Regions from separate parts of the Homo sapiens genome. Here all the other regions are linked to region 3. A link is a contact called in ENCODE Hi-C or POLR2A ChIA-PET data. All regions are on one chromosome and are shown on one strand. Each heading gives the region's core, a stretch centred on a gene start or an enhancer-like site at or near the end of the contact. The rest is flanking DNA. Distances are from core to core; before and after follow the strand shown. Region 1 holds the start of ZNF681 (zinc finger protein 681). Region 2 holds the start of ZNF675 (zinc finger protein 675). Region 3 has its middle 10 kb from the start of LINC01858.

What was found. Hi-C counts contacts between places; a loop is a spot of excess contacts on that map. ChIA-PET counts read pairs that join two places held with the same protein, here RNA polymerase II (POLR2A). Pooled maps may share reads with other maps.
Region 1: a pooled map shows a loop between it and region 3 (6-fold over the local background). The contact joins the promoter of ZNF681 here to the enhancer-like site in region 3. A Hi-C loop is called at or near these places in 1 of 37 single-sample maps with no recorded cell type and 4 of 50 pooled maps. POLR2A ChIA-PET finds 5 or more read pairs at or near these places in 2 of 52 experiments (H1 and WTC11).
Region 2: a map of IMR-90 shows a loop between it and region 3 (4-fold over the local background). The contact joins the promoter of ZNF675 here to the enhancer-like site in region 3. A Hi-C loop is called at or near these places in 1 of 168 maps with a recorded cell type or tissue (IMR-90), 3 of 37 single-sample maps with no recorded cell type and 6 of 50 pooled maps. POLR2A ChIA-PET finds 5 or more read pairs at or near these places in 2 of 52 experiments (H1 and SK-N-SH).

The regions. Positions count from the first base shown.
Region 1 is chr19:23,757,486-23,760,185 of GRCh38, forward strand. ZNF681 (zinc finger protein 681) reads right to left here and starts at 1,406. Exons shown (of 4, transcript NM_138286.3): 1 at 1,262-1,406. The coding sequence starts at 1,264. It also overlaps a transcript of RPSA2 not described here. RefSeq lists an enhancer at 1,086-1,604.
Region 2 is chr19:23,685,926-23,688,625 of GRCh38, forward strand. ZNF675 (zinc finger protein 675) reads right to left here and starts at 1,287. Exons shown (of 4, transcript NM_138330.3): 1 at 1,106-1,287. The coding sequence starts at 1,108. RefSeq lists enhancers at 1-693, 825-1,214, 1,505-1,554.
Region 3 is chr19:23,070,079-23,072,778 of GRCh38, forward strand. No RefSeq gene overlaps it. Among named protein-coding and RNA genes, the nearest start is that of LINC01858, 10 kb to the left of the region's middle. Within about 2 kb of position 1,298, at least 2 of the 41 ENCODE cell types and tissues checked have a DNase peak (open chromatin) inside an H3K27ac peak, as active enhancers do.

The DNA of each region.
Region 1 (2,700 bases), core at 156-2,655, 690 kb after region 3:
ACTTGTTTGTGACTTGTAGAGCAACTACTAGATCTGTAAGAATAGAAAACAAGTTGCTAGATAGAATGCAAGCACTAGTTTTAATAAAAAATTATAACCATAAAATATATACTTTATTTTTTTAATTTATCTGCTTTTGTGTTTCAGGAATTGTAAGCACCAGCCCTAGCAGCAGAATTCACCAGCCAAAACTCCGATCTCCAAAAATCAGTTCTATGAGGCAAGACTTAAGGGTAGGGCCAGACCTAAATAAGGCCTCCAAAAAGGTGAACCTGAGCAGAACTGGGGCAGGGAGTGGACTCTATATAGAATTCTGTTCTCTATGCCACTGGGGTATTTCCAGTTCTGTTTTTCCTAAACTTACCTTAAAAAAAAAATCCTTAAATCTCAGAGTTTGTATAATTTTAATCTTTCTTAGACCCTGCCCTATCAATTATATGACATATACTAATAAGCAATTTGAACACATTTATAAAGGTTTTCTAGGGTAATTTTATTAAAAGATAAATATGTATTAACAAGGTAAAAGAAATGGAAATAGAAATAATTCTTCTGTCTATAAATATCCCTTCAGGTGATGACATCGCAAGTCACAATTATATAAAGTGGCACAAATAGAGCCCAAATTTTCTGCACACATCTATTTATTGTACCAATTATATGATGCTTAATTTAACCATTTATCCAGTTGCTAGACTAAAAGCTCCTGGATTGTAGGGACCATGACTGCTTCATCTATTTTTCTAATGGCCATATGAAAAGAAAACAATTTAGCCGGGCGTGGTGGCAAATGTCTGTAATTACACCTACTCGGGAGGCTGTCTCGGCCTCCCAAAGTGCTGGAATTACACGCGCGAGCCACCGCGCCAGGCCTTTTGACTCTCATACATTTTTAATGAAAGGAAAGAGAGACTAGGAACGCCACGGACCAAAGCTCTTCCCATTCATGAACCCGGCACCCGTCAGGATTCGCCCCTGACGACCCTCCCGTGGTCCCTGCACAATCTGGGAGAGACCCGGCGCTGCGGATGCAGAGCCACCCAGAGAGAGCTGCAGGCCAGGACACAGTCACTGAGCAGGGAGGAGAAAGGACGCCCGGGGGGCTGGCTGTCAGCGCAGCCGCCATCTTATGGTCCAAGTGGACTGAGGCCGCCTGGGCGAGGAGAACTCAGGGCGCAAATTGTGGAGCTGACTGCGGCGAGGTCTGAGTCCCGCCACAGCCCCTTCCCCTCTCTCGGGATGTCGGACCCGACATTCTCACCATTTCTAGGTTTCCGGGGGACCTGGCGTCTTAGCTATGGATCGCCAATACCTGCAGGTCAGAGGGCCATAGAGGCTGGGCCTCTAGAAGAAGAGGACACAGAGCAGTGAAGACGAGACCCGGAGCTCGGGCTGAAGGGAGAGACAAAGGCCCCGCCAATCCCGGAAGCCGCCCTGTCTGCTCCAGCTGCATGCCTGATTGGACAGTTCCCAGCCCAGCGTCCCTGACTGGATAATGATTAAAACCCCACCCCTCAGGTCCTGAGTGACAGAAGATGTGATCAGATGCTCTGCTGAATGAAGACTAACAACGTAAGTTGCAGCGTTTTCAGACAGGGCTCCCTCCCTGAGCTAAGCCAGGCCCACCCAACAGGGTATTTGCCTTTAACCTTCTGTGTAAGGTCACATGCATTTCAAATAATATACTAGATAGCTATTCAAAAATAAAAATATATATAATAACAATTATTTTAATATTTCATCTTTTATGACCGTCCTGGTTTCTGGCAGCCATAGTCCCTACCCCGACAGCCCCCAGCCCAGATGGCATTCAAATCTTCCTGGATGGGCTTGATGCCCGTCACTCACGCGCTCTTTAGCACTGCGTTGTGTTGGTTACTCAGGCCTGGGAGAGGTGGTGGGGATTGTAGATCCAGGGTAGGAGCCACCTTACACCCAGAGTTCACCTGGCCACATGCCAGCAAGGAAGCCCATGAAGCACAGCCCTAGACACTGAGCCTCGGCACCTCCAGCTGCACTTTCTATTTATATATCAGGTTTTTTTTTTTTTTTTTTTGAGACGGAGTCTCGCTCTGTTGCCCAGGATGGAGTGCAGTGGCACAATCTCAGATCACAACAACCTCTGCCTCCTGGGTTCAAGTGATTCTCTTGCCTCAGCCTCCCGAGGAGCTGGGACTACAGGTGCGTGCCACCATGCCCGGCTAATTTTTGCATTTTTAGTAGAGACGGGGTTTCACTATGTTGGCCAGGCTGGTCTTGAACTCCTGACCTCGTGATTGGCCCGCCTCAGCCTCCCAAAGTGCTGGGGTTACAGGTGTGAGCCACCGCGCCCGGCCTATATATCAGGTTTTTAAAACCATAAATAAACAGACACAAAAGCAGCCACTTTGATTGAGGAGAAAGTGGGAGCCTAAAGCAGCTGACCCTCAAACAGCTTTGCCAAGCCTCAGGCCAGGCCAGGCCATCTCAACACTCCAAGGCTACATGATAGTTACAGAGGACGACAGTTCCCATAGGTACTTGTCAAGCACTGTGCTAGCTTCTCAGTCACAGAGTCTCAGAATTTCTCCTTGCCAATACCCTGTGAGGGGAGGCCCTAACTCACTAGAGCACAGGAGGTTCCTAAGCTCTTCCCAGGAAATGGTTAACAAAGTGTGGAGCTGGGGGAAAACCCAGTCAGAACAAATGACTTCCCAGGGT
Region 2 (2,700 bases), core at 37-2,536, 620 kb after region 3:
AATAACTAAGTAGCAGGCAATTAGACGGAGGTTACTCTAGTCCCTGGGTTCCTATTTTTTAAAAACTCTAACTCAAATGCATTTTTTTGCAAATTACTGAATTGAGGGAAACAAAAATTTAGGCTTAACCAATCATAAACTGCCAATTAACCTCTGATTACATAACCAGGAAATGTCCACCTTAATTGTACAAGTCAAGTAACTATGAACTGTACCTAACCAATTATTTAATTTGGTTTTCTTCATCATGTACCTTTAAAAGTCTTTCCTTCAAGCTGCTCTCATAAAGTCACAAGCTCCAAACCACAGCTGAATGCTCCACAATTTTTGAATCACTCTTTGATTAAATTCTCCAATATTTTTGTGGTGATCCCCATAATTTATTTATTTATTTAACTTATTTATTTATATATTTTTTAAGACGGAGTTTCGGTCTTGTTAACCAGGCTGGAGTGCAATGGCGTCATCTCGGCTCACTGCAACCGCCACCTCCCGGGTTCAAGCGGTTCTCCTGCCTCAGCCTTCTGAGTATCTGGGATTACAGGCATGTGCCACCACGCCCGGCTAATTTTGTATTTTTAGTAGAAACGGGGTTTCACCATGTTGGTCAGGCTGGTCTTGAACTCCTGACCTCAGGTGATCCACCCACCTCGGTCTCCCAAAGTGCTGGTATTACTGACCTGAGCCACCGCGCCCGGCCCTCCCATAAAATTTTAATAGGAGAAAACAGGAACTGGGAACCCCACGGACCAAAACTCTTCCCATTAATGAACCCGCACCCTGAGTCAGGATTCTCCGGTGACGGCCCTCCTGTGGTCCCTGCACAATCTGAGAGAAATGCGGCGCTGCGGGTACAGAGCTGCCCAGAGAGGGCTACAGGCCAGGGCACAGTCACTAGGCAGAGAAGAGACGGGATGCCCCGGGGCTGGCTGTCAGCGCGCCGCCATCTTATGGCTGCAGGGGACTGAGCCGAGCTGGGGAAGGAGAACTCGGGGTGCAGATTGTGGAGCTGACTGCGGGGAGGCCTGAGTCCCGCCATAGCCATTTCCCACGGGTTCCAACCAGCCCCTTCCCCCTCTCGGGATGTCGCACCCGTAACTCTCACCATTTCTAGGCTTCCAGGGGGTCCTGGAGTCTTAGCTGTGGATCTCTCAATTTCTGCAGGTCACAGGCCCACAGAGGCTGGACCTCTAGGAGCAGAGGACACAGAGCAATGAAAGCGAGACCTGGAGCTCCGGCTGCAGCGAGAGACAAAGGCGCCGCCAAATCCCGGAAGCCATCTTGTCTGCTCCAGCTGCGTGCCTGATTGGACGGTTCCCAGCCCAGCGTGCCTGATTGGACAACGTTTAAGGTCCTGACCCTTCAGGCCCTGAGTGACAGAAGATGTGATCAGACACTGGGCTGAGTGAAGACTGATAGCCTGCGCTGCAGCCTTTTCAGCCGGGGCTTCCTCTTTTAGCTGAGCCAGGCCCATCCCATAGGGTATTTGTATTTAACCTTGTGTATAAGGTCATATACATTTATAAATGATATATGGCTACTCACAAAGAAAAATAATATAATAATAATTATTTTAGAATTTCAGACTTTATGACCTTCCTGGCTTCTGGTCCTTTGAGTAGGCAGCCTGAGAATTTTAAAAAGAGGCAATCCTCAAATAAAATGTGAGCCACATGTGAATTTTAAATTTTCTAGTAGTCAAACTTTAAAAAGAAAAAAACAAGTGGAATTGATTGTAACAATCTAACCCAATATATCCAAAGTACTATCATTTTAGTATGAGAGCAATATGAAATTATTGATGAAATACACATATATATGTATATATGTGTATACACACACACACACACACACACACACACACACACATATATGGAACTAAATCTTTGAAAATAACTCTATTTTACCTAACACATTGCAATTCAGACCAGCCACATTCCAGGCACCCAGTAGCCACACGTGGCCAATAGCTGCCACATTAAAATGCAGCTCTGATGTCAGGGGGGTGAAGAAGAGCCTGAACATCCCTTTTTTGCCAGAGGTGAGGGGACAGCCTCTCTCTACCAACATCTCTCTTCAATTCCAAGGAAAAAACAGTTAGTGACCATAGAAAGAACAGAGGACAGATAGAATAAAATAACCACAGGTCGACCTGTGGTTACCTCTGGTTATTTTATTAACTACTGCTGCCCACCTGTTGCTCACCTTAATTCCAAACATCAGACAGTGAACAAAGAATGATGAAGCCACAAAACAAGAAAACTCTGTATCTTCAGATCTGTCCACAGTCTTAACCTCCAATGTTTAGATATGGAGAAAATAGATTAAAGGCAAACTTATTTTGCTATTTGGCCTTGGCCCTAACGGTCAGCCTGTGGTTATCTGTTTTCTCCTGTGGTGTGGTGAACTGTGTGAGTATAAGCACCAATCACACGCAGACATGTCTACATGTATTTTTGCATTATTCAATATTCTCTTACAAGACATAAGACTTTAAGTCAAGAATAAAGGTAATGTGAGTCTTTTTTCTTGCATTGGCGCTACCCACAGGGTGCATCATGACATATTGCTAAGTTCTGCATTCAGGTTATGTGGCTCTCTTCTTTTACCCAGGCCCAGAATATTTTGCACAATAGAACATATTACTAGGCCCAACATATATAAAATGGGAGGCCCTTGCCTGAGCCTTTTTTACAGAGG
Region 3 (2,700 bases), core at 48-2,547:
AAATTAGCCAAGTGTGGTGGCACATGCCTGTAATCCCAGCTACTCGGGAGGCTGAGGCCCGAGAACCGCTTGAACCCAAAAGGCGGAGGTTGCAGTGAGCCGAGATCGCGACTTTGCACTCCAGCCTGGGTAACAAGAGCAAAACTCCGTCTCAACAAGCAAACAAACAAAAAACAGCAACTCAATGTACTGTGGAAACAAACTTGAAGTGGGGCTAGGAAAACAAAAAAAAGAAAACAAAAACAGAAAGATCCCCTGAGCCTCAGCTACTCGGAGGCCGAAAAGAAAGGATTGCCTGGGTGAGCCCGGGAAGGTGGAGGTCGCAGTGAGCAGTAATCGCACCCTCTACTGGATCTTAGCGGTTCTGCAGCCGAGGAGAGCCATCTGGTCCGTCTTAAATATTTCAAGCTGGTGGCCAAGTCCTACACTCTTGGCCGACATCTGGTGGACCCGGCGGCCGGACTGAGAAGCCAGCAGGTAGAGGCCCAGCGGATCCACCCTACAGGCCAAGGGTGGCGCTCGCGGCCTGAAGCTGTTTTTCTGGCATCTAAGTCGCCAACCTTCCTTCCCACCGCGCCCCCAACCCCCATCTGCTGATCGATGTGGGCGGTGGAAAGAGGAGCAAGGGCTCAAGCGCAGGGACTGCCCCCCCGGTGACCATCCCACCCGCGGGGTGGGAGAGGGCAGGGACCCAGACTGCCACCCCCGGGCCCTCACAGCCATACCTGGGATGGGGCCTGCCGGGCCACACCCCCGGACACCTGCAACTGAACCATCCATACCATGCTTCCCCAGCCCTATCCCAGCCGGTGGATCGAGCTGCCACCACCCCCACTCCCAGGAATGAGGGGAGGAGCCAGGAACCAGAGGGGTGGGAGGCCAAGCAGGGGAGCCCCCCAACCCAAGGCACCCACCACGCAGCACGCCGTCCCTTTCGGCGCTCGGAAAGCCCTCGGGCGAACCCCTCCCGAGCCCACCCCTCCCGGGACCTCAGAAGATGGCTCAGGACGGCCCCTGACTCTCCATGGGGACTTGGGAATAAACTCGGCAGGCGCCTCAGACAGTCGGGACCAGCGTGGGCGTCCCTGGCCCCCTGCGTCAGGCCTGGTGGGTCCTGCGGGTCGGGCCTCGGCAGTTGCAGTGCGCTTGGGATCAGCCGGGGCAGCCCCACACTCGGCTCGGGCTGGGAGCGCGGGGACAGCCTCCCAAGCCACAGCCCTGCGCGCCCGACCTCCGACTCACAAGGGACGCGCCAGAGCTCTGGTCCCATTGAGACAGTTCAGCTGAAGGCTGCGGGCCTTCCCGAGCTCCGCCCAGCTCACAGCGGGGACGGTCCCTCCCTCGGCAGCTGCCGCTGGAGCTCCGGAGGACAAGAGAACTTAGAGAGGTGGCCTCAGTGGAGCCCGACAACCAGCGCGAACGTCAACAAGACAGATCGAGATGGCAAGGGCAGCTCGTGGGCGAAATGGATCCACCCGACCCCAGAAATGATCCCCGATACGTGGCTCTGCATAGACCACGACAGAGTCCAGTCAAAGACAACCCGTGGGTGTGGGTGTTTGCAGATGCTTGGAGATGCATCTCAGCGGGAGAAAGAATGACCAGGACTCGGTAGTGGGTGGTTTAGGACACAGGGAGATACAGAATGAGGAGACTGTCCCAGAATCCACACAAAGACGGACAGACGACGAACGGAAGGAAGGAAATAAAACAGAAAAAAAAAAAAGAAAGAGAAGAGAGAGAAAAAAAATGAAGAAAGAGAAAGAAATATCAAAAGAAAAATAGAGAAAATAATGAAAAGAAAAAGGGAAGATGAAAAAGGAAGGAAAAAGGTGGAGAGACACAAAAAGAAAAAGGAAGAAATGAAGGAAAAAAGGAAAGAAGAAAGAGAGAGGGGAAAAAAAGAATACAAAGAAAAAAGAAGAAAATAAAAGAGGGCAGAGCATGGTGGCTCATGCCTGTAATTCCAACACTTTGGGAGGCTGAGGTGGGAGAATCACTTGAGCCTAGGAGGTTGAGACCAGCCCTGACAACATAGTGAGGCCCTGCCTCTACTAAAAGTTAGCCAGGCATGATGCCACATTCCTGTAGTAGGAAGGAAGGAAGGCAGGAGAGGAGGAAAAAAAGGGAGGAAGGTAGGAATGTTGAGAGAAAGGCAGGAAGGAAGACAGGAGGGAATGAAGGAAGTTAGGGACCAGGTTCTACAAGGAGGAAATGTTAAAAAGAAACAGAGAAAAAGAAAGGAAGAGAGAAACACAGGAAGAAAAAGGGAAGGACAGTAAGAAAGAGACAGAAAGGGAGAAATTATGAAAATAGAAAGAAAAGAAAAAAAGTAGAAAGATGAAAATACATCTCTAAAAGAATAATAGGCGGGGCATCGTGGCTCATGCCTGTAATCCTAGCACTTTGGGAAGTCCAGGTGGGTGGCTCATGAAGTCAAGAGATCAGGACCATCCTGGCCAACATGGTGAAACCTCATCTCTACTAAAAATGCAAAAATTTGCTGGGCATCGTGGTGCGTGCCTGCAGTCCCAGCTACTTGGGAGGCTGAGGCAGGAGAATCACACATACACACAAAACCTGCTGCCTCAGGCTTTAAACACACACGTTTTCTGTAATCCAGGCTCATTTGATTGTGAGGGCTGTTGTCAGAAATGTTACTAAGAGAGGAATATGCATAAATTAGATCACATTTAAGGT